5 separate regions of the Homo sapiens genome follow, and all the other regions are linked to region 1. The links are chromatin loops, found by intact Hi-C in ENCODE. Cell type or tissue: A673. All regions are shown on one strand. Region 1 has its middle 79 kb from the start of TRDN. Region 2 overlaps TRDN (triadin). Region 3 has its middle 81 kb from the start of SMPDL3A. Region 4 overlaps TRDN (triadin). Region 5 overlaps TRDN (triadin).

Evidence for each region. Hi-C counts contacts between places; a loop is a spot of excess contacts. Peaks named below come from ENCODE experiments on the same cell type or tissue, not always from the same donor. Only the 100,000 strongest peaks of a DNase experiment are listed, where the experiment ranks them.
Region 2: a loop joins it to region 1, with 10 times the contacts of the local background. A loop is called at or near these places in 7 of 110 quality-filtered maps.
Region 3: it touches region 1 in a loop (20-fold over the local background); 10 of 110 quality-filtered maps call a loop at or near these places.
Region 4: a loop joins it to region 1, with 11 times the contacts of the local background. A loop is called at or near these places in 89 of 110 quality-filtered maps.
Region 5: a loop joins it to region 1, with 9 times the contacts of the local background. A loop is called at or near these places in 17 of 110 quality-filtered maps.

What each region holds. Positions count from the first base shown.
Region 1 is chr6:123,712,998-123,717,997 of GRCh38, reverse strand. No RefSeq gene overlaps it. Among named protein-coding and RNA genes, the nearest start is that of TRDN, 79 kb to the right of the region's middle. In A673, CTCF peaks have their summits at 2,514 (motif pointing right) and 2,520 (motif pointing right); a DNase peak (open chromatin) is centred at 2,827; H3K27ac peaks cover 1,759 bases.
Region 2 is chr6:123,488,826-123,493,825 of GRCh38, reverse strand. The region is part of intron 9 of TRDN (triadin); the gene reads left to right. Among named protein-coding and RNA genes, the nearest start is that of TRDN-AS1, 52 kb to the right of the region's middle. In A673, no CTCF peak of the experiment used is centred here; DNase peaks (open chromatin) are centred at 1,795 and 2,595; H3K27ac peaks cover 4,942 bases.
Region 3 is chr6:122,867,610-122,872,609 of GRCh38, reverse strand. No RefSeq gene overlaps it. Among named protein-coding and RNA genes, the nearest start is that of SMPDL3A, 81 kb to the right of the region's middle. In A673, CTCF peaks have their summits at 1,340 and 3,015 (motif pointing left); DNase peaks (open chromatin) are centred at 1,329 and 2,979; H3K27ac peaks cover 2,715 bases.
Region 4 is chr6:123,413,184-123,418,183 of GRCh38, reverse strand. All of the region lies in intron 12 of TRDN (triadin), which reads left to right. Among named protein-coding and RNA genes, the nearest start is that of TRDN-AS1, 24 kb to the left of the region's middle. In A673, a CTCF peak has its summit at 2,148 (motif pointing left); a DNase peak (open chromatin) is centred at 2,123; H3K27ac peaks cover 517 bases.
Region 5 is chr6:123,391,058-123,396,057 of GRCh38, reverse strand. TRDN (triadin) reads left to right here. Exons shown (of 41, transcript NM_006073.4): 13 at 2,381-2,434. Among named protein-coding and RNA genes, the nearest start is that of TRDN-AS1, 46 kb to the left of the region's middle. In A673, a CTCF peak has its summit at 2,511 (motif pointing left); a DNase peak (open chromatin) is centred at 2,517; H3K27ac peaks cover 572 bases.

The DNA of each region.
Region 1 (5,000 bases):
ATCATAGAACTAAATGTAAAACACAATGACATTAATCTTCCAGAAGAAAGCTAATAGAAAATCTTTCTAATTTTGGGTTTGGCAAATACTTCCTAGATACAATATTAAAAGCATGAACCATACAAGAAAATATTTACGAATTAGACTATCAAAATTGAGGACTTCTGATTTTGAAAGACATTGCTAAAAGAATGAAACAAAAAAGCCAGAGACTGAGATAAGTGTTTATAGATTACATATCTGATAAAAGACTTGTAACCAGGGCATATGAAGAACTCTCACAACTAAAATTTAAAAAAATAAAATAAAAGGGCGTATTGTCTAACGTCCACTTTCTAGGCAACTGAACTCCATAAGTTTATAAATTTCTGGTATGGTAATAATTAGCAATCTAGGCAAAATGGGAATATTATGCTAAAAGCCCCATGGATCAGAAATTTAGCTATTTTTCAGATAGTAAATGCCATTAGAACATATACAAGGCTGTCTGTCCAAGGCAAAATTGACTTAAGACCTGATTTCTCAATCTTTTTGTCATTACTACCCATCTACAGAAACTTTTTATACATTTTTTCTAAACGTAACCCATGAAATTTTTATGCCGCAATTTTTATTATCTTGTATACTATTTGTACTTTATACATAAGAAGTAAGATTTTTTTTTGCCCTAAGAATTTATCCCTTCCCCAGTTGAGAATCTGATGGTTTGAATACCTCTGAGGAGATAGTTTCAGACCTCCTGTGAAATCTGTCCTTCCCAGGCCATCCTCTGACCTGCATCCGTTTCTCCTTGCTTCATGTTTCTCAGGAATCTCTTTTTAAAGTCTTACAAAAATTTCTGCAGTTTTTAACACAAATATATAAATCTATGACTATCCCAATAATTACCAGAATGTGAATCATCAATAGAGAGTTGAAATTATCTTTATAATATATGTTAATTATGACCATATCCCCCGTTGATACTCTCTTCCTAGTTTTCAGTCATCAAAAGTGATTTGAACTTCTTTATATGTACCTATTAAAGTGTGTGTATAATTTTTTACACATTTATTTCCTTTTCACCAAGTCATTTTTCAGAGGTATTCTATCAGTGGCAGGCTTCAAATCAGTATTTTGTGTCCTGGGGATTACCAACTGATTTTCAGTTAATTCTATTAGTAAAAACAAAAACCACTTGACTGCATCAGAGGGATTAACATAATGTTTGACATAATATGCAGCTGTTTGGAGTAAGACTTTCAGGTTGTCCGGAGACAACACAGTATAGAGTCTTTCATTGGTTCAGTTCTGACGCCAGTGACTCACTCTTGAGCAACAGAATGTGGTAGATGTAAAACTCTGTGATTCCTAAGGCTATTTCATAAGAAGCCTTGAAGCTTTCACCTGAAATGCTCACACTGGGGAAAGTCAACCTCATGTATAATGTCTGACTATCTTGAGACCATCATGCTATGAGAGAGCCTGAGTTAGCTACGTATAGCTATCCTGCAGAGAGAGACCCCCAGATAGCTCCTATCTATTCTATCCATCCCAGCTAAGGTGCTAGCTACGGTAGTAAAATTTTTTCTTAAGCATGCAGCCCCATCTAGTCTTCAAAAGACACCAGCCTCAGCCACCAATTGATTATAACCACCTACGAGACCCACATTAGAACTTCATAGCTGAGCCCAGTCAGCCCTCAGAACCACTGGAGATAAGCATTGATGTTGAAGTGCCTGTGTTTTGGGGTGGTTTATTATGCAGTAATAGATAACTGAAACACTGGGAGAGATGATAAGTCCTCACTTAGTACTGATAACGGGTATGGTGTTCTGTTAGCTTGATTATACTTCTATCCCACTCACAAATCACTTCATTTTCTTTCCACATTTACTATTGGCCTCCTTGTAATGCAGTATGAATTTGTATTAGCAGCTCTTTTTATCACAATAATGAGCCTTCAGAAAGGATATTTTTGCCGGACCCGGTTATCAGTGACCACTTTCTAATATTCCCATGTCATGTCTGGCTAGATGGGGATGCATGCTGATTGGGCCACCATATATGTTGTTACTCTCAGGCATTTGTAGCATGGGCACAATTTAGGTACATAATAAACGCCCAAAATATTGGGTGTTTCATAAAACTTCAAATGGGCATGTTGTTCTATGGTATATAACTATGTTATTCCTATTTCTCATTCTCCTCAGGGCTCTCTTGGTTCTATTTCTACTTTCCCGAAAGTTATTCAGTCTACATTCACATTTGATATGGTCAGAAGGGAAAAGCTAGCTCTGGCACACGAGGCAGCCAAGAGCAATGTGCTTCTTATAATTCCCAGGCAACTCCTTTAGCAGTGTGCTGCCATCTTGATTAACTGACACACGGTGCGCAGATGCTAAACTGTTCATGAACCCATGCTTTGTGTAATTCACAGGCAATTTAGTTCTCTGGTTATCTGAAAAAGAACCAAGTAGTAAATACAGTCTATAAATAGTAAAATGGTAGCTACAATTAATTAGCAGTTCTAATTGGCTATTGGTCAGTTGAGTCACCAGGGGGCACTGTATTACATCTTTTTCGAAATTATTCAGGTGGAGTCCAAACAAGAGCTAGTAAATAAGCATGAATTTTATTTTTCTTCTCTGCAGAAAACAGATCAGGTGATTTCTCCCAGCATTGGCCATTCATCAAAATATAATCTGACAGAAATGGCTGAGAGTATTATTCTCTTGTTCCAAGATGCTCTTGTGGGAATAATATTATCACTTCCTTTCCTGGAGTTTTGATTCATTTGTGCCTCCTTTCTACTTGCCATAATCTTTATTGCTTCCCGTTATTACCCATTTTATCCTAAACCTTCTTCCCTGGTGGGATAATTTGATTCAACAGTACCACTTACTCAAAAATCAGACTGTAACATCTGCTATGCCAAGGCCTCTTCACGGCACTGTTGAACAAAAGGAGTCATTTCTCAAAAGGTATATCAGATAGGGGCCAAAGACTTTGGCTCCTTCAAGCTTTGCTGAGAATTACTCATATGAGGCAGATTGATTAATAGGAGGAAAGGTATACAAATTAATTTAATGTCTATACACAGAATGATATCTTCAGAATGAAGACACAAAGACACAGGGGAAATGGCCCATTTTAATGCTTAGCTTCAACAAAGTATAGACAGCCATGTAGAAATATGATTGGACAAAAAGATATGCTCTAATGCTAACAGATTGAGTGAGGGAAGCCCAGTGAGGCTTGTCAGTCTAGAATCTTCTTGACCTCTGTGAGCATGCATTCCTTCCTTCCGGGTGTGGGGCAGGACTTCTCTGGAATGGGGGTCTTATGACCCACAGTCAAAAAAGATAGGTCAGATCATCTTTTTATGGCCAAGTTTTACATAGATAGGACAGAGGGAAAGGTAGAGTAATATTTTTAGGTTTTATGACTGGCTTTGGGGTAAAAGAGGTTCTTGTTTCTATGACCCACCTTCTGGAAGAGGGATTCTAGTTTCTATCGCTAGCCTCAGGGAGAATGGGACTGAGAGAGAGGGGAACAGGAGAAGGTCAGGGAAATACTCTTGTTTCTGAGGTGGCTACTGAGGCCTTCATTTTGGGGTATTGCTTTCTGAGCCCCAATGTAATCTCCCTCTGAAGATGTCAAGTCCTTCTTGGGAACTCCAGTGGTCTGAATTTGGATTCTCCCACTGAGATTTAATATAAATTCCTCATGTTGTACCTTTCCCATTAATATATTCTAATACCTTAGGGTCTTCTGGATGTATTGCCCAAGGGCAGGGCTGCTTGTTCTGCAGCCTGGACTTACTGCAGGGACCTTTCCTGCTCTAGGGTAAATTGAAAGCCAACATCTTTTTGTATCATTGGGATATGAGACAGAGCCATCAGAAGTTCAAGACCAGCCTGGTCAAGATGGTGAAACCCTATCTCTACTAAAAACTACAAAAAAATTAGCCGGGTGTGGTGGCAGGCACCTGTAATCCCAGCTACTCAGGAGGCTGAGGCAGAAGAATTGCTTGAACCTGGGCGGCAGAGGTTGCAGTGAGCTGAGATCACACCACTGCACTCCAGCCTGGGTGACAGAGTGAGACTCCATCTCAAAAAAAAAAAAAAAAAAAAAGAATATGTTATCCCCAAAATGCAAAGACACCTGTAGGGTATTGTACTATCTTCTTCATTGCGAGTAAGACAAGATTAAATAACTTAACTGTTACCTTGGATGAGATATACCTGCTTGTTTCTAAACACCAGTCCTTGGAAAGTTTTATTCATATGGTGGACCCCTGAATCTTTATGGGATTTATCTCACTCCCTCTGAAGCATGACTGTCCTACCAAGGCCTCTCATATGCTCCTCTGGCCCAATTAGCATGATGTTATTTATGTACATCATGGATGTGATGGTTTCCGAAATGTTCTGATGATCCAGATCTCTTTATGCTGTCTTTCAACAGAAGCTAGGAGAGTTTACATAGCTATGGGGCAACTATAAACATATAATTTTATTTATTCCATGTTCATGTGAATTATGTATGATCCTCTTTTATAACAGGTAAAGGGAAGAATGCATCTGCCAAATCCAGGGTTGCATGTCACATACTGGAGACCATATTACTTTGCTCCGGTAAGAGCACTCTATCTCTCAAGGTGGCTGAAATCGGCACTACTATACCTGTGAGTTCGTGGTAGTCTACTGTGACTCCGCTGCATCTGTCTGATTTCAGGAGCCAGGCTGGTGAATTAAATTGAGATATGATGAAGATTACTGCCCTTGTACCCTTTAGAACAGGGTTTGGTAAACTTTTTTTGAAAAGGCACATATAACAAATAGTTTAAGCATTTCAGGTTATATTATCTCTATTGCAACAATTCATCTCTGCTGTTGTCATGTGAAAGCAGCTATAACATATAACACGTAAACAGATGGACTCCAGTAAAACTTTACTTACAAAAAACAGATGGTGAGATGGATTTAGCATATGGGTCATAGTTTGCCAACTCTTGT
Region 2 (5,000 bases), 220 kb after region 1:
GCATATTAATTTAGAGACAATGTAAGTGGTGAGACATTGACTCTGACTGGCAATTATAGAATAAGACAATTCTTGCCAAGTTTATTGCTCTGCATGTATCCACTACTTATAAAACATTTGCGCTTCCATCTGTTTCTGTTTGGGATTAGTGTAACACCTGTATTGTTTAGCTAGAGTTCACTATTAATTATTGGTAATGAGTTTTTAAAACTATAATTTGATTTTTCCCTCTGGGATTCAGTTTTTCCTTTGTACTGTCACACCCTCAAAAGTAACCCAAATTGCAGTTCTAATTTGAAAACGCTTGCTGATGAAATGTGCTGACACTATGACATAAGTCCCAAGTTTTGCCTTTTATCCCATCAAATAAAATGCTTCTAAGATATTCTTAAAATTTTTAGCTAAGATTTCGTCTATAAACCTGAAGATTAATTGAATTGCTCTTTCTGATTTTCTGTTGTGAATGGTGAATATGCACTATCCTAGGGTCAGGGATAATCCTCACTTCAATTATAGGGACCATCTTAATAAACCAGTATAAATTATAAAGATCTGCTCATTTGGTTGTATTGAATCAAAATTCTCTTGTACTGACTTACTCTATATTAAGTTGAAACATGAAGAAAATTATATTTAAATCTAGGAAGTGAATGCATGCTATCAACACTGGTCCTATGGGCAACTGGCATAGACCTGTATGTACATTTTGTAATTTTAGGTATATTATGAACACCGAAGATCTCCCCTCTCCAGAGATACTTTCTCCATTTAATGAACTAACATCTTCATATTGAGATCTTTGGTTGTGCCGATGGTCAGCGTTATACAGGATGTGTTTTAATAACTCATAACCTGCCTTAGGGAAGACAGAGAGAGGAGAGTCGGGGAGAGATTGAGACAGAAAGAAAGAGATTGATTCGTCTTATGGTAGCTGTCTTGAAACTGATTAACCTCCACTTTTTTTCCTAGGGCTTAAAGTAGTCTACTTGTCACTTACTCATAAGAGAACTATTAAAACTGGTCAAGACAGACATTATTTGCAACATCAAAACACAATTTATGGGTTTTTTTCTTTTTCTTTTTTTGGAAATTGATAGTACGGATGGTCAAGGTATATTCCGCCAGATTTATTTATCTTTATCAACCTTCCAGTAATTCCAATTTCCTTTTCAATTTTGTGTGGCTTAGCACATTTTTCTTAAGTGACAGCTATACTGATAATTTTATTCATTTAGGTAGACTATTTTTAAGAAAACACATCAGGATCTTGCTTGGCATTTTCATATTCCTTCTTCACCAACTTCTATCTGGGCTTAATAAATTGCATGGGTTTCTGGGCAGAGTCACCCAAGTTAAAGAGACAAATTTCTGTAAGGAAGAAATCACATGGTTCACAGACCTCTTTATATTCACTAAAGATAAAGAAACCAATTTAAATGTCCACTACAAGTACCAGGGCTAGTGTGCTTGTGCTTAGTAATTTTAATAATTTTTTTTAGCTTTCATCTCTGTAACTATTATGATTAAAGTTTAATACAAGTTAAAGTTTATCCCTTAGAAGTTATTCCACTATTAAAATTTCAGCTACTGTCTGACTTTTACTTGAGCCAAGAATTATGTCACGGTAATTTATTCTGCTTTTTGTGTCATTTGTTTTCTTTAAATTGAGGGTACTCACCTATCAGAATCTTCTCTGATTGTAATAAGGCATTCTTTGGCAGCCTGCATTCCAATTCAATGGGTTTTAAGTCCATAGCTAGAAAGAGCCTCAAGGAATAAGTTAGTACTCTCATTTTATTAAGATCCTTTTCTTGAACTTTAGTGGTGCTTAACTATATTTTTGGTTAAATCTCGCTGAGAAGAGGTCAAATGTAATTGCATTATAGTCACTGTTATTTAATGGTTTAATGTATTTCAGAGCTCACTGCTTGTATTAGACAAGACTAGGTACCATTTAGCTTTGCTTTAGACTTCTGAAAAAAATCCTGCTCCAAGGTAGGCATAGTTCCATAAAAACATATTCACTCTAATTCCAATCATTTAATTATTTTCACACAACAAAAGTTTCGGGAATTTTAATGTTTATTCAGTAAGTAGTTGTTGAATCCTCTCAGCAAGCTGGTGGTCCAGAAAAGAGGTAAGCTAAGACATAAATAATTGTATTAAAAAGGATAACTTGATAAGTATACAATGAAGACATAGAAAATATACATTCTAATCTCAGTATACCAGGAATGAGTAATTTTCTCTATCAACCTCTTGGAGTTTTAATTATTAAAAAAAATTATTTAGTTTTTCTAATAGTTTACAGGAGTAGAAATAAAGGGAAAGTGAAAGTTTTGATAAGAATTTAAATATAGTAAAACAAAATGTTTCTATCTTATATTCCCTGTTTTCAAAGATGTATATACTTCAAATGGGAAATATCTTCAGAAAGAAACAAACAGCTCATCAGTTATCATCTATGAGCCTTCAGTGTATTCATCTTGCAGATACCAATTTCAAATTTTGAATATATCTTTAATAAGTTCTATTATATATTATCACTTCTGGTTTTTCTAGAATGTGCATCATCAAAATGTAGTACTTTAATTTTTATAAACCTTGATGGTCCATAATTTTGTTGAAAAGAAAATGTCATCTTCATTTCATAATAAAACATTTCCTTCCTTCCTTCCTTCCTTCCTTCCTTCTTTCGTTCCTTCTTTATTTTTTTTTTTTGAGATGTAGTCTCACTCTGTCGCCAGGCTGGAGTGCAGTGGTGCCATCTCGGCTCACTGCAACCTCTGCCTCCCGGGTTCAAGCAATTCTCCTGCCTCAGCCTTGCGAGTAGCTGGGACTACAGGTGCACGCCACCGTGCCCATCTAATTTTTTTTCTATTTTTAGTAGAGACGGGATTTCACCATGTTGGCCAGGATGGCCTTGATCTCTTGACCTCGTGATCCGCCCACCTCGGCCTCTCAAAGTGCTGGGATTACAGGCGTGAGCCACTGTGCCTGGGCAGGTTTTCATTTTTGTATTTACAAACATAGATTACAATAATGCATTCAATTATTTTTAAATTCACATTGTCCATTTCTTTTGGATGCCTGCCTTTCTCTTTCTTTAGCATTTGTGCAGTTAGAAACCACAGATTTTGGCACATGAATTTTATAAAGAAAGAGTACTGTGACATGCTCTTTTAGCAAAATGAAATGGTTCAGGTTCTTGTCACAAAATATAACAGGATAAATTCCTTCCTGTTAAAGGGCTAACTAGATGAGAATACAGTCGTGTCCTCTTATCCATGATTTTGCTATTTGCAGTTTCAGTAACCCACAGTCAACCACAGTCTGAAAATATCAAATGGAAAATTCCTGAAATAAACAACTCACAAGTTTTAAATTGGACACCATTCTGAGTAGCATGTCATGTTATCACGCTCTATTCCACCAAGTATGTGAATCATCCCTTTGTCCGATGTATCCACGCTCTCTAAGCTACCTGTCTGTGAGACACTTATTAGGTATCTCGGTTTTCAGATCAAGAAAACACAGCATACATAGAATTCAGCATTATTCATTGTTTCAGGTATCTACTGGATATCTTGGAATACATTTTTTATGGATAAGAGGGAACTACTATAGTATATTTCCTTTTTTCTCTTTGAAATGCATTGTTCACTCATTGATTCTATAGTTTAAGAAAATTCATTGTCTTATGAAGACTCATAGTCTGAGATTTCACTTGTATAATCAATTTCAATTTTACCCTAATCATTAGAGTCTAGCTTACTGCTCTCTGTCTTTCTGCATTCATCTTCTGATTCATTTAATAATTTTGAAATATCTTCCTCTGTCACTTTTCTTCTATTTGAAGTTATGGATGGAAAAAATAATTCTGAATTATAAACTGTGTTCAGTGAAACAAAGTAGGCTGTAAAAATGGTGTCTCAAAAAAAAAAAGATGTCTCCAGGCTTCTTTTATATCTTCTTGAATGATGATGTAATACTTCAGTCAACACTATAAACAATCATAGTGATGATGGGGCAATAATGATATATTTTACAGTTGCATCATCTTTCTAGGCAATTTCATTATTCTGCTTCTTCATTGTTTTAGTTTTAAGCATTGTTAGGAACGATTGATGAGTAATGATGAAACAGTTCCTATGTTGATGAAATAGAAAATGCTTAATATAAGAAAAAAAAGATCATGAAGTTTCCATAAAGTGCCTTACATGTTTAAAATTGTCCAATGCTGTCACATGGTAATTACAAGATATAATGGGTTTTGTTCTGTTTAAGAAATAGGTAAATTTCCTTTTGTTTCTTGGAAGACCTATAAGAAAACAAATAAGTCAAGAAATATTAATTTTTATAAACAGAACTGCTTAACAAAAGAAACTAAAAAAACTCTGATTGACTCCAGTGGACCCTGATAGTGTAATGAGAACCAATGGGAAAAATATAAACTCGGTGGTCACGCAAGCCAAGATTTAAATCCTTCACTTGTGTTTTTTGTTTTTTTGAATCTCAGTTTATTTATAAGATTTATTACTTAAGATTGTTTAAATGATTAAAAGATATATATGTACATGTTCTCCCAAATCCCTTTTTTGCTTTCTCTTTTATTATGAATATTTATTGCAAAAAAAATAGTACTCGTAGTGTGAAAGACCAAAGAAGATGGTATGGAAGACATAACAATTGAAATAGACCTTGAGATATTGGTAGGATATGTCTGTGTGAAATTTAGAATAAAAATATACAAGGCTAAGGTGATAATATTAAAGCACAGAATCACAAAATGTTAAGTGATTTCTGTGAGTACCAGTTGCTAAATATTTACTCTCCACCAGGCTATGGAAATCTTATATAATCCTAATACAAACTTAAAAGGAGTATATTATCATCCATGTTTTACAGATGAAAGAATTGAGACACAAAGAGCTTAAGTGGTTTGCCAAGGTGGCACAAAGCAGCAGACAGGAGATTCAAATCCAAGACTGCCGAATTCC
Region 3 (5,000 bases), 850 kb after region 1:
CATTTCAGCACCAACTCAAAAGTCCAAAGTCCAGCGTCTCATCTGAATCAAATGTGAGTGATACTCAAGGCATGATTCATCTTTAAACAAATTTCTCTCCAGCTGTAAGCCTGTGAAATTAACAAGTTACGTGCTTCCAAAATAGCCAAGACATAGGATAACCATTCTCATTCCAAAAGGGAGAAGTAGGCAAGAAAAAAGGGTAGCTGTAACAAGTAAGTCCAAAATCCAACAAGGAAAACATTAAGTCGTAAATCTGAAGAATAATCTTATTTGATTCCATGTCCCCTATTCTGGGCACCCTGGGCTGGGGTTGGGCCCCCAAGGCCCCAGGCAGCCCCACCATGAGGTTGTGCTAGGCTCAGTCTACCCAGCAGCTATCATGGATTAGAGTCTCATGCCTGTGGCTTTCCCCAGCTAGAGTTGGCATGCTGGTAGCTCTACAGTCCTGGGGTCTTGACAGCTGCCATAGCTCCCAGTAAGTGTTGCCCAAGTGGGGACTCTGCAGTGACCCCAATCCCACAGTTCTGCTGGGCATTGCCTTGGTGGTGGCTGTCTGTGGTGGCTCCACCCCTGAGACATTTCTGCCTGTGCCCAGGCTGTCTATGACATCCTTTGAAATCTAAGTGGAAAAAGTTACAGCTCTTGTATTCCACCTGTCTGCAGAATTAGTACCACATAGACATTGCCAAGGTTTATGTCTTGTAACTTCCAGAGTGGTTGATTGAGCTGTACTGGGCCCACTTGAGCCAAAAAATAATGGGGCAGCTAAGGTGTGCTGCACCAGAATTTAGGGACCAAAGTTTGGGATAACCCTGGGCAGCAAATCCTGAGCTCCCTTGGGTGCCTCTCTGGAAACTTTGCCCTCAAGGTCACAGCTTGCCTAGAGGATCTCTGAAATGCCTTCTGGGTCATTCTCCCATTGTCTTGAAAACTAGCCCCTGGCTCTCCTCTATCAGTACCAATTTAGCAAATAGTTGCTTGGCTAGACCCTTGGTTTGCTCTTCTAAAGCAAAGGTAAAAATCCTTTTCACTGTTTACATGGCTGTGATAGTTAATACTGAGCGTCAACTTGGTTGGATTGAAGGATTTGGCCTTCCTGGGTGTGTCTGTGACGGTGTTGCCAAAAAAGATTTACATTTGAGTCAGTGGAATGGGAAAGGCAGGCCCACCCTCAATCCAGGTGGATACAATCTATTCAGCTGCCAACCCAGCCAGAATAAAAGCAGGCAGAAGAATGTTAAAAGACTAAACTGGCTTAGCCTCGCAGCCTACATCTTTCTCCCATGCTGGATGCTTCTGCCCTCTAATGTCAGACTCCAAATTTTTCAGCTTTGGGACTGGACTGACTTCCTTGCTCCTTAGCTTGCAGACAGCCTATTGTGGGACCTCCCATTGTGATCATGTGAGTCAATACTCCTTGATAAACTCCCCTTTACATATACCTCTGTCCTATTAGTTCTGTCCCTCCACAGTACCCTGACTAATACAATGGCTAAGCTCCAAATTTTTCAAATTTTTCTGCTCTGCTTCCCTTTTATTATAAATTCTGTCTCTAATATCTCTCCTCTCACATCGTACTGTATGCAGTTAAAAGTAGCCATGCAGCTCCTTCAATGTTTTGCTTAGAAATTTCTTCTGCCACACATTCTAATTCAGTACTCTTAAATTTGTCTTCCATAGAGTCCTAGGACATGGACACAATTCTGCTAAGTTCCTTACAACTGTGTCACAAAAATAACTTTTATGTCATTTTACAATATTTTGTTCCTCATTTCCATTGAGACCTCATCAGAATGGCCTTTACCATTCATGTTTCTACCAACATTCTAATCATGACCAATTAAGTAATATCTAAGAAGTTCCAGGCTTCTTTACATCTATTCTCAACTCTCACCAGAATCACTCTTACTGCTCTTTTTATAGCAATCTAGGCTTTTTCTAGCCTGCTCCTCAAAATTCTTCTAGCATCTATCCATTACTTACTTTCAAAGTCACTTCAACATTTTTAATAGCAATGGCCCCACTTCATGGTACCAATTTTGTGTCTTAGTCCATTTTCTGGTGGTATAGAATGGTACATGAAACTGGGCAATTTACAAAGAACAGATATTTATTTCTTACAGTTCTGGTGGCTGAGAAGCCTAAGTTGAGGTGCCTGCATCTGATGAGGGCCTTCCTGCTGTGTCATCCCATGGCAGAAGGCAGAAGAGCAAGAGAACATGAGAGAGACAGCAAGAGGGGTGCAACCTCACTTTTATAACAAGTCTACTCTCAATAATAATGTGCTCCTGTGATTATGACATTAATAAATTTATGAGGAGCACAGAAACCTTTGACCTAATCAGCTATTAACAGTTGCCTCACAAGTCTACTGTCACAATAACTAACCCATTCCCACAATAATAATGTGCTCCTGTGATTATTACATTAATCAATTTATGAGGAGGACAGAGACTTGTGATCTAACAAGTCTGTTAGATCAGACAGAGACAGAGACCTGTTAACAGTTGCCTCTCTTAATTCTATCACAATGACAATTAAATTTAACAAGCTTTGGAGGGAACATTCAAACCATAGCATCTACTATCCCTATCTTCTTTCATACACATGATAAAGGCATAACTATTTCCAAGAACTATGAAAAACATCTTACCTAGTATGCACCAGGCTCATATTGTAAAGAATAAAATTATTAAATAAAATTTCTATAGCTTGTTTTAGTGGCAAAGCATGTGAATATTTGCAGGACAACTTTTTAATCTAGATACAAAGATTAAATGCTTAAGTGGTATTTTTAAATAGTATTCCAGAAATACTTTGTGATGTTTGACTGCTACCTTTTATCTTTTTCTGTTACAATACCCTCCCACCCTCACCTAGGTAATTCTGCATTGAAGGTCATGATAAACTTGATATTATGCTCAGCTCCTATGAGGTTGCACAATTTCCCAGTGTGTTCTCTTCCCCTGGCCTCTTAGTGCACCCTGCTGGACTTCCTCAGGAACACCACCTGCTCTTAGACTGCTACATGAGAACAAGCTTCATTTATATGCTCTAAATGACACACACACACATAAACAGATGCATCATAGTCTCTAATGCTAAGATCCCACAGATATTTTTCTTCTCTTTCTTGGTCCACAGACTGACCCAGCTAATATTTAGATGTTAGCAATTTCTGCAAATGATTGTGCTTTCTTAGTGCTATGAACTGCATGTTTGTGTTCCCCCAAAATCTGTATGTTGAAATGTGATCCCCCATATGATGGTATTTGGAGGTAAGGCCTCTGGGAGGTGATTAGGTCATGAGAGTAAAGCCCTTATGAGTGTGTTTAGTGTCCTTAAAAGAAAAGAGCTCTCAGTCATATAAGGATGTAGAGAGAAGGCAGCTGTCTACAAGCTAAGGAGTGGGCTGTCACCAGACACTAGATCTGCTAGCTCCTTAATCTTGGACTTCCCAGCCTGTGGAACTGTTAAGAAATAAAAGTTTGCTGTTTAAGCCACCTAGTCCATGGCATTTTTGTTATAGCAGCCCCAACTGACTAAGATCCCAGTTAACTTCAAGTTTCTGAAAGCTAAAGTCATTTCTATTTGTTATGTAGAGCACAAACAGATGCTTCTAGATTCAGTCTGTCAGATAGCCTAGTGGCACTGTGATAGCAACAAGAATTCTAACCCTGCCAGTAAACTTCCCGGTCACCAGTGATGGTGAAGATACTACTCTTCCTCTTCTCTAATACAAAGAGCATAAGGCTCCCCTGCTTGCCTTGCTACCTGAAATCCCAAAGTAATCTCTTTTAAACGGGTAGTCCTCTTCATACCCTCATTTGTCTTAGTCCATTTTGTGCTGCTATAAAAAAATTCCTAAGATCAGTTAATTTATCATGATCAGAAATGTATTGGTTCACACTTCTGGAGGCTGGAAAATTTGAGATCAAAGTGCCAACATCTGGTGAGGGCCTTCTTGCTGTATTATCAAAATGGTGGAAGGTGGAAGGGCAAGAGTACAAAAGAGGGAATCCACTCCCACATGCCCTTTTTATAACAGCATTAATCTATTCATGAGCGCAGAACCCTTGTGACCTAAACAACTTCCATTAAGCCCCACCTCCCAATACTGTTGCATTGGGAATTAAGTTTCCAACATATGAATTCTAGGGCACACATTCAAACCATAACATCATCCATTCTTCAGTTGCTGTAAAATCTGCTCTTCTGGTAGCTCACTAAAGGGTACCATTGTCTTGCCCTCCTCTAACCATTTCCCTTACTCAGCTAATAATGACCTCAATTTAGTTTAATAGCTGCCTAGAGAATCTGGTATAATTTAGTTTCCCTGCATGCTTTGCTTATGTTAATGCTGCAAGTTGGCTAATTTCCTAATGATCCTTACAATCACATAATATTAAAATTTGTTATAGATACAATAAAGAGTTGTAAGACCAGAGTTTACTAAACATAGATAGTGTTCCTTGCCCTGTGCTAAATTCTGTTGATACAATTAAACATATATCTGTACTTCATCCCAGATACTGCAGAGAACTCAAGCAAGTATGTAGCAATAAGTTCTCAAGAATGTATAACTCTAAAGGGGAAAAAAAACCCTAATATTTAGTGAGCACCTAACATGCATTATTCTCACAATAAATCTACAAAATAATTATTATTTCACTCATTACAAATGAAAAGAAAACTGAACGCCAGAAAGATTTAAGAATTTGCCCAATATTCCAGGGTGAGAAAAGACAGAATTGTGATTAAAAGTATTTAACACTATGATAATCCCATATTGTACTGAGGAATGAGTGAAGTATTCAGTTCACCATAATATAGAGAAAAAAAGACAAGTGATATGTAGGGACAAAATGATTTGTATATTTAATGGATGAAGAAATCACATCTGGTAAAGGGAACTAGAAAGGCCTCAGAGAAGGAATTGTATTTAAGAAAGGGCTGGAAGAAAGGTCAAGACTTCAAAGGCCAATCTGGGGGAAAAT
Region 4 (5,000 bases), 300 kb after region 1:
GTATTCCTAAACCAGGGAAATAACGGTCACACTTACCCTACCTATTATGACAAGCTACCTCTGGGTCAAAATTATTACAGCATGTTCTTATTAGTGTCTGAATCCCACTTTCATTTGTGTGTTATACTTACCCAGTCCTGGATGAGTAATTTTAATTGTGAGAGCCAAATAAGCAAAATGTGGAGTTAGCCCTTGACAAAAATAGCCACTGTTACAAACGTGATTTAAGGGCTGAAATGGTTCAGATCATCATCCCTGGTGTCTTTGCTTAACAAAAGCAGCTAGGAGGGGTTATTGGTCTCAGAGGTGGAATATAGCTGCTCTGCTCTGTCAGAAGGAAAGTGCTCCTTTGGCTACTTCTTCTTTGTCCACAGGGCAAATACTGTGATATGAGAAACCGGAGAGATGGGATGTATCATTGGCAGCTTGGCCCTGAAGGCTTTAGGGCAGTATTTTTCTCTTTCTGCCCCTAGCCAGCTGTCTTTTTGCACAGGTTGAATGCATGTGCTCTGCCTTTGACATTGTGCATTTAAATGCCAGCTTGTGCAATTTACAGTACAAAAGGGCAAGGATACGTGGGGGAATGAGGAAAAAAGAAACCTCTTTTCTCTTCTCATTGGCTGACCTTTGTGATTTCGCTTTATAAAGGCATTGAAAGAGCCCCTTTGACCATATTTCTGATCTTCAAAACAATCACAGAAATAGCCCTTTATAATGTTATTTATATACATTGCTACCAGTCTTCCTGCATTAGAATATAAAGAATAATTTGTATCCCTGGAACTGAACACGGAAAGCCATTCCTATCTCAGTTAGCTGAAAGTAAAACCAAATTGCACTCTGTGATTTTGGTAATAGGGATCAAAAAATTTTATATTGTAGGATTTTAGGCCAATAATACCTGAATCTGAAAGGTAGACTTAATATGCTTCCCTCAAATTAATTTAGAAAATTTCAAATTTGGAGAGATCATAACATAATAATTTTATGAGACAGATATAAAGGGAGATGCAGGACTGAGAGTGACCTTGGTGGTATGCAAATCCTCATTCTTGAGAAATGATTTGTATAGACTTAATGATTCTCTTATTCTCCTTAGGTATTCCTTCATTAATTCATTTGTTCACTTATTGAGTCCTTTCATTAGAAAGATGCTTTTCTGGGTACTAAAGAATAATGGTGGCTGGGCGTGGTGGCTCACGCCTGTAATCCCACAACTTTGGGAGACGGAGGCAGGTGGATCACCTAAGGTCAGGAGCTCAAGTCCAGCCTGGCCAATATGGTGAAGCCCCATCTCTATTAAAAATACAAAAAATTAGCTAGGCTTGGTGGCAGATGCCTGTAATCCTAGCTACTTGAGAAACTGAGGCGAGAGAATCGCTTGGACCCGGGAGACGGAGGTTTCAGCGAGCTGAGATTATGCCGCTGCACTCCAGCCTGAGTGCAACAGAGCAAGACTCTGTCAACTAAAAAAAAAGAAAAAAAGAGGAAAAGAATAATGGTGACAAGGAGACAAAGTTTTTGCATTTATAGAACTTCATAGTCCAGTGAAGGAGACAAATCATAAAGGGCATGTAGTATGATATCCGAGAATGATACTTGCTATGAAGAATTGAGAGGGCAAGTGGATAGAGAATATGGAAGGTGCTGTGTTTTCACTGGGTGGTCTGGGAAGGGCTGTCTAAGGAGATGCTATCTGAACAGAGACTTGGATGAAGAAAGGAGTGAGCTGCACACACATTTGTGAAAATAGTTTCATACAGTAAAAATGCAACCTTCACACAGAAGAAATGCAAAAACCCCAATGATCAGGGAACAGGAAAAGAAGCAGTGGAATAGAATAGCATGAGTGAGGAGCAGGTGGTAGGAGGTGAAGTTAACCGAGTTGTGGAGATCTGGATCACAAAAGATATTATCCTGAGTGAGGTCTGATGCTTTCAAAGGGCCTGAGTACAGATCATTTTAAGCAATTATAAAAGTGAAAACAATTAGAATTAACATAAACACATTTCTCGTGTGTTTTGTTGGCTGGAAAATTTGTTTAGTTGCCTCTTGCTCTGTCCCCTTAACTTTAGTGACACTGCTGTCACTGAATTTTGCATATGAAATTCTCTTCAGAAAAGGATAAGACTAGTGCCATCTGGTGGTCGTAGTTGTGAACGTCATACTCCATCCTGGAGTATTTGCAAAACCAAAAACATTTAGGCCCAGCAGTGCTAAAACTTTCAATAATACTTATCCTCCTAGGTAAATATGTCTATTGAGCACATATAAAACTAGAATATGGAAACTCGACTAAAGTATTCGCTGATGTTGTTCTGTGCTTTGAGGAATCTTTTAGTTTAGCCCAGTAGTTATTTTTGTCTATACAGTATATGCAATGCAGTTCACATAGTAGGGAATAAATAAATTGCTATTAAATTGAAATTAGCCTAATGTCTACTTATCACTGAGGTACCATTGACCTTTATTAGGTCTTCTTTCTTAGGTCTCTACAACAGTAGTATTCTTGAATCCAGAGAGAGACCACATCATTTTCTTTTTATTGTGATATTTGTGGTTATGATTATTTGGCTAGTACACTTACTATTTTTATATAGTGTTTGCCTAATAAATATAAATTTACATATGGGATAGAAAGAACTATGTTTTAACATTACATGGGTGTTTATCTTAAGGGCTACCTGCTTAGACTGTCTGGCTTTGAGCCTTGCCTCAGTCACCTGCAAGTTCTATGGATGAGCCTTAGTTTCCTTCTCTGGAAAGACTCTAATGGTTCTAACGTTACAGCGATCTTGTCAAGGTTAAATGAGAAAATCTAGGTAAGCTGTCTAGCCCAGTACTTGGAATATTACAAGTATCCAATACATGGTAAATATTTTTATAATTTGTATGTGTTTGGTATGTAGCATTTGATAAGCTAAAGGTCAAATCATGTCTCATGGGAAAATTAAATATAAATAAGTAACTAGTTTGTAAGGATAGTTCAGCCTGATCACTCAATAAGCATTTAGTTGAATTCCTTATTTGTAGTAAGCACTGTTCTGAAATATCCATCATACATTTATATTACCAAGAAGTATGCAAAGCTACAAAAGGACAAGCCTCTGAGTGTTTAATAATTGTGTTCACAGAGCCTAGAGTGGCATCTGGCACAGAGTAGATGCTCAATTAATATTTGCTGAATGAATGAATTAGAAAGGACTCCTTAAATATAAATATTATCTAGTTTTACTTCTTATTCATGTAATTATTTAATAAAATTTGATATGTTAAAGTTTCTGTATATAGATGTAAGTAAAACTGAAACGATATTCAAAATTGTATTATCATTACATTTTTACCTAGGAGAATGAAATCAGTAATAATCCTAGGGTACTCATTTTCCAGCAATAATCAAAAGATTCTTATATTACTAATTGTGAGCAGAATACTTAAAGAGAGAAATTTTGGCAAAACTATTATGCGAATCACTAAATTTGCATATAGTGGTTTTTCCCCTAAAATGTAATGTGTGTTTTAAGACTTAACTCTCAGAATGGCAATTCCATTTTCCTGCTTCCAAGTTCTTGATTGGGAACTCTTTATTATTACACATATATTTTCTATTCAGCTAAAACCTCCACAACATACAGAATAAAAGATTTGATTTTTCCTGACTGAAAGAAAAGCTGATATTTGTATATATGCATTTGTTATTTATCAAATGAACTCTAGGACAATGTCAACTGCTTACTAATATCCAATATATTCCATGGACAGCCTCCCTCAAGCAATGAATCTCAGAATATCATGGCAATGTGAAAATTCCTATAACTCACATATTTCTATATATCCTATGGAGTACGTTCTCGTTAAACATGAGGTAACACTTATTCTGTGTTTTAATGACATTTCAGTGGTTTCTAGAATTTTTTTAAAAAAATCTCAATAGAAAGGATTTAGTAACCTTAAGGTTAACCTTGATCAATATTTCGGAAAGTATTATTAATTGGAACTTAAAGGAATGCTAAATGCAAAGATGTGGCATAGGTTCATCAAAATTAAAGAAGTCATGTAAAATTAACCTTAATTCTTCATCAGATAGCGAACTTGAAGATCAGAGAAATTGTGCAGGCTTGATGCATGTGTAGCAAAGCATTTGAAAAGGTGCCTTCTGATGTGTGATTAAAAGGTAAGAAAATGGGCTGAATGCAAGAGAAAACTAGTTACCCCTTGAACCTTTACTAACCAACACTTAGTAATGGATAACTCTTAATCTGGTAGAGATGTCTAATGGTGAGTAGGGGGCTTCATCCTCTTCTGAGAGTCTCTGGATTTAGTCATTACTAAAAAGATTTTGCATTTGACACTGTTGACTATCTCTTTATCTGTAAGAAGCCTATTCATGATTTGTCAATGGTTTTTGACATGTCTGTTATAATAGGCAAGCACATCTTCAAAGCCAATGAAATTTGTTACAATTTTATGTGAAAAAATACCTTCAAGAATGCCTTTTGGGAAACTATATTCACTTGCCAACTGGCTGTATTAAACACCACTCTTTCTCTTGTCAAGTGCTTTTTCTTACAATGCCCTATTTATTCCTGGAGAATTCACTTTTATCAGGCTATGAAGTCATCAATTCAAGCTCACTATAAAGAACCAAAGCTTCACCTTAAGTGCTTAAAATACTCCTAAGTAATTTTGAGTAATGGTCAATTCTACACCCTTTAGAAACACCATTTTAATTATTTTTTATAACCAGTACTTTCTGGTATTTCACCAAGGTGTGATTTCAGATGTAATTCTAATTAAAGTAACAATTTGATTGTTTGATGCCAGAAAGTCCAGACATATAAAAGTCTCTGAAATTGAAGTGTTTTTGATAATTGTTTTGGGAGCAATCACAGGACATTGAGTCCAAGATTCAGACTGAGAGACTGAGATGCTGATGTCATTGGCATTACTGCTACTGTTGCCCCAACACTGGGAATTTGTTGAGAACAGAAAGATGAAAC
Region 5 (5,000 bases), 320 kb after region 1:
GAGCAGATGTCAAATCTGATCTTCTTTGCATGTGTCCTCAATAGTTTCAAGGATGATATTTTTGTTGGTTGGATGCAAGCTGGCAGACTTACTGAAAAGGCATTTGGTTTTAAACTGTTAATTTCTATTGAGATGTAGATCATGTAGTAGTTTGTGAACTAATATTTTAGACGGGTGAAAACGCAATTGAGGTTCGTGCAACTGCAATTGCATTTGCACCAACCTCATAAATGAACTTTAAAGCTTAAAATCAGAGAAGGAATAGATGGAGTTATGAGGGACAAACATGATACTGCTATGATCCCGAGATTTTCCTCCATTGAAATCTTTCTTTTGCAGGTAGACATTGTAGAATGACCTCTTTAAAATACACTTTTACCTGGAAACAGTATCTTCAATGCATCAGTGTGCATTTGTGGACTGTTTTCTTTGGCATGTGTTGGACGCGGGACAATGAGGGGCAGGGAAGGCTTAGGGAGGGAACTAAGTCTTAGTAGAAAGAAGAGCCCATAGATAAGGAACCCTAAAACATGCCCAATCTATGTGCACACAGCCCAACCCAGGACAGGCTAAGGTTATTAAAGAGGTAAACCCCATTGAGAGATGACCAGCCTGTTGGGACACTCAAATGGGAAAACTCAGCACTCAGGGGCATGTTTCTGAACCTGACCGCTGAGGGAGAAAGCAGCTGACAGAGAAACCAAACAGTCTGTGGGAGAAGTGATAAGGCCCTAGGAAAAGCACTACATAATTTGCAGGTGTGTGTGACCTCCGTGCTCTAATAGAATCTTAGGTGTGATGAGGTTGTTTAGGATCAGTGATTTAAGAGGATATAAAGAAAAAGGAGAAGATAAGAGGAAAATTGGCTGCAAATTTTTGCAAATATTTCTACAAATTCTAAGGTACTTTACATACTGATATTTTAAAATCTTTTTCTTTAAAATTTAATTACAAATTGCAGTATAATTTTCTAATATTTTGAGATCTCCAAGAAGTAAAACATCTGAGCAGAATGGTGCTCATTTGTTGAAATTTTTGGGCATATTATTTTCTTCTTTTCTTCCATTTGTTTTAGTCAACAATTATTTAATACTTGTCTACTAAATGTCAGTTATATATAATTACTAATTGAGACCATTTAGTCTAGGTTTGACAAAGATGGTACTAGCATGCATGCAGTTTTCCTCCAGAAAAAAAATTAATTATGTAAATATCAAGGGTAGACTGAATTCAGTTTTGGCAAAAGATATTTTCTCTGAATAAATAGCTATAGTAATTAGAATTATTTATGAATCAAGTAATATTTATTTTATGTAACAACAAATAAAATTAGCATTTTTATAATCATGTTTATATATAAATGAATAATTATCTTACCAACAAGAGGTAAAGCATGAATTAGAAATCAAATCAACATTAAACAAGTTATAATCAACATTTGACAATAATTAAATGAAAGATTGAATATATATGTGAATCAACTACTACATATCCACCTAACTTCGTGTCCACACATAATTATTGCTAAACATGTGATGGATGAATGAATGAAAGTGAATATCTAAAACAAATGACCCAATCTTACTTTCCATTATTAAATAATAATTCAATAATTGAAAACAGTAAAGACAATCAGAAACCATACTAAGTCAAATGTGAAGTGAGCCGTTATTTTTTGAAATTTTTATTTACCCATTATTTCCCATTCTGATTAAGTATATTTAAATGTTTATCATATAAGTTTTTTTTTAATAAATCCTTTTTCTTTAAAGGAAAAATTCTGAACAAAGGAGAAAAACATAGCAAAAAAAACTTAGAACAAGAGGGAAGAAAGATTCATAATGAAGCTTGCTCATTCTCTCGGATATATTTTGCCCAGGGCCACACTAATAGTGATTGGTGCCACTGCAGTTTAGGGAAGGGCATTTTAGAGTCAAAGGCTTGAACTTGGGATTGGTTGTTTCAGGCTTTATTCTCACATTAGTCACTAAGGGACCTTCAGTAAGTCATCTTATTTGGTTCTACATGTGCCATCGATTTCAAAGGGCTGATAATACAGACATAATTTAAATAGAATTCTGAGATTTTCAAATTCAGATGCTCAACAAATGCAAAGTGATATTCCATGGCCAGTTAACAGTGAGGCAAAACAGTGTTTGGAATCTTTATCTTATGATTTAAATTGCTTCAGTCATGTTTTTCTTTCAGTAAGCTCCATTCTCAGCAATTCCTCTAATAAGTTTATGTCTTAACAAAAATTCTTCGTGTCAAAAGCAACACTTTTTATGCTCGTTTGTGTTTGTGCTCCCCTGTCCCTTTTTTATTTATATATTTTTCCAAAATCATACTTCATGGTAATTTATGTTTTTTTCATTCCAAGAGCCGGGAAAAGCTTCTGAAACCAAACAAGGGACTGTAAAAATTGCAGCACAAGGTAAGCAATAAAACACTTTAAAAAGCATTGCCTTTTTTTAAACATCTATAGCACTTTATTGACAAAAGCAAAAGCTGTTTATTGCAGAATAGCACCATCTGCTGGGATATTGCAAAAAAAATATTGTTGAATGAAAATACACAGTTCAAGTATTTATTTAGTAATTGGAGCAAGCATGACTGAGAGTAATGCCAAATTTGCAGAGGAACTGCTGAAGGACCCAAGAACTAGTCTTGGCTCCAAGTTTCAGTATTTGAGCTTTATGTATATTTTTAAAAATAATCCATTGATGTGCATAAAGAAATACAAATACAGATATAAAATAATGTACACTTTTCTATAATTTTCAGTATACCTTGTAATTTATGTTACATGAGAAGATCAGAATGTTATTAAAGCAATATTACTTCATAAACATCAAAACTGTAAAAATGGGGTTCCAGATATGGCTACAAAATAATTATCCTATTTTTATGAGCCATCTAAGAAAATTAATTTCACCATTTACAAATATCTTCAGGATAACTAAAGTGGTTTCGTCTCACACCATGAGGATTAATTTGATGAAAGCATGAGGGAAGGGTTCAAGTGTTCTGCCTTTGTTATGTGGCAAAACTTTATGGAACACACTTAGAAAATAAAAGATACAATGTTTACTGGAGAAGATCTTTATCATCTCTTCTATGCTAGATTATATAATATCAAGCAATAAAGGAGATGCACATAGGTGGTGGTACAATTTTCAGGGGTAGAAGGCTCTCATAGCAGACTTCTTAGCACATCACATGATGTATGACCGAATGTATTACATCTGAGCAAAATTTTTCTCTTGTATTTAATCTTGGACCCAGCAACATGCAGAATCACCCCCGAAAATATTGGTAACATGGGTTTGTTAAATGCCATTTGACTCGAGGATGTTGTCTGTGAGCAAAATAAGCTAGAATGATTAAAAGCTATGATACCAGTTTTTAGTTTTCACATTGAAAAACTTGTTTTTCTTTAGGAAAGTTCTGATAGGGAATATAGTAAATATTATGAACGATAGAAAGGCAGGACAAATATTATTACCTTTGGTTTTTTAATACATGAAAATGCAGGTCAGGGTGAGTTCCTCAAGCCAATGACTACCAGTTTAAGAAATCATTGCTATTAGTGTATATATGTTTTCATAGAAAACCACAATCACCTTAGGCTCATTCTGTTTGACTGAGACTTCTGAGGACCATAGTGTAGATGTGGAACTACGACTTGAGGCAAGAATTTTGTGTTAGTTACTTCAGCCTCATGTTAGAGGCATTCATGAGGAGGAAAATGAAGAGATATCTGAAAATTTGATTCATATTTGAGCTTGAGGCCATGGGCTCTTTAAACTACATTTAACCATTCAAGATTTAAACTACATTGGACAAGTCAACCTTAGAGCTTATCATTTTGGAATAAAATATTTATTTTTGAGGAAATAGTAACCAAGAGTTTCAAAGTCTTGTTAGAATTATCCTTGGAAGGAAATTGGATGAAAAGATTGATGAAGCACAGTGAACAAGGCAAGAGTGAGGTATTCTGTGTATGCGTTTACTAAAATAAAAATGACACACCAATGCAGGGACACATCAAAGCAGAACTGCATATCATTCGCGTCTTTGCAAATCCTCCATAGATCTTTCTTAGATATGTTTATTTTAATGCCATAGGCATATAATTAAATTATGCATATAAATAATTAATATTTGCAAGTACTTCACGTGGAGACAAAACTTAAAATTGGCAATAATCCTATAGTAGACTGATTTTTTGAAGTATAAAGTGACAAAATTGATCATGATCTTTGTGGCATGGTAAAAGGCTAGATTAGATCTGTTCATTTATTTATTTTTAACTTTTACAACAAAGGACATATTAAAAATCTGGCTTTCCATACATATGTATGTATATATGTTCATATTTATTTATAACTATTATTAAGATTTAGCATATATTCTTTGGAATTTTAAAATAATTTAAGGAAATTATTTTAACAAAGTTTTGAGACACTGAGGAGGCAACAAAATAAATATCTCACTACTACAGGAAATTCCAATTTGGAGATCTAAGAAATTTAGGTAGATATAAGGAATGGCTTTTGTTTCTATTAAGACATGAGACAATAACCTCAACTAGGATGGTGGCAATGACATAAGAAAAAAAGCACAAATGTCATTAACATTTTGAAGAACTAATATCTGATAGAGTATATCAAAAGAAACAAAGGAAAGAATAAAAATGATACTGAGCTTTGGAAACTGGGTAATTAGGAGATGGTAATTGTTAAAAATATTAAGTTTCAGGGGAAGAAACTAGCTGAAGGGAAAAAACTAGCTGAAGGGAAAAGATGATTCATTCTTCAGTGGATGAATGTTGAGCAAAAGTAAAATAATTGGACAATAATTTTTTTGGAGCCAATTAGAATTTAGATGGGGGATCAATCTAGTTCACAGGTATTACATAAAAAATTGTTGGAAGAAATTGATATAGACCCAAATTGGAAAGGAAGGAGAGAGATGGGGAATTATTTTTTTAATCAGTT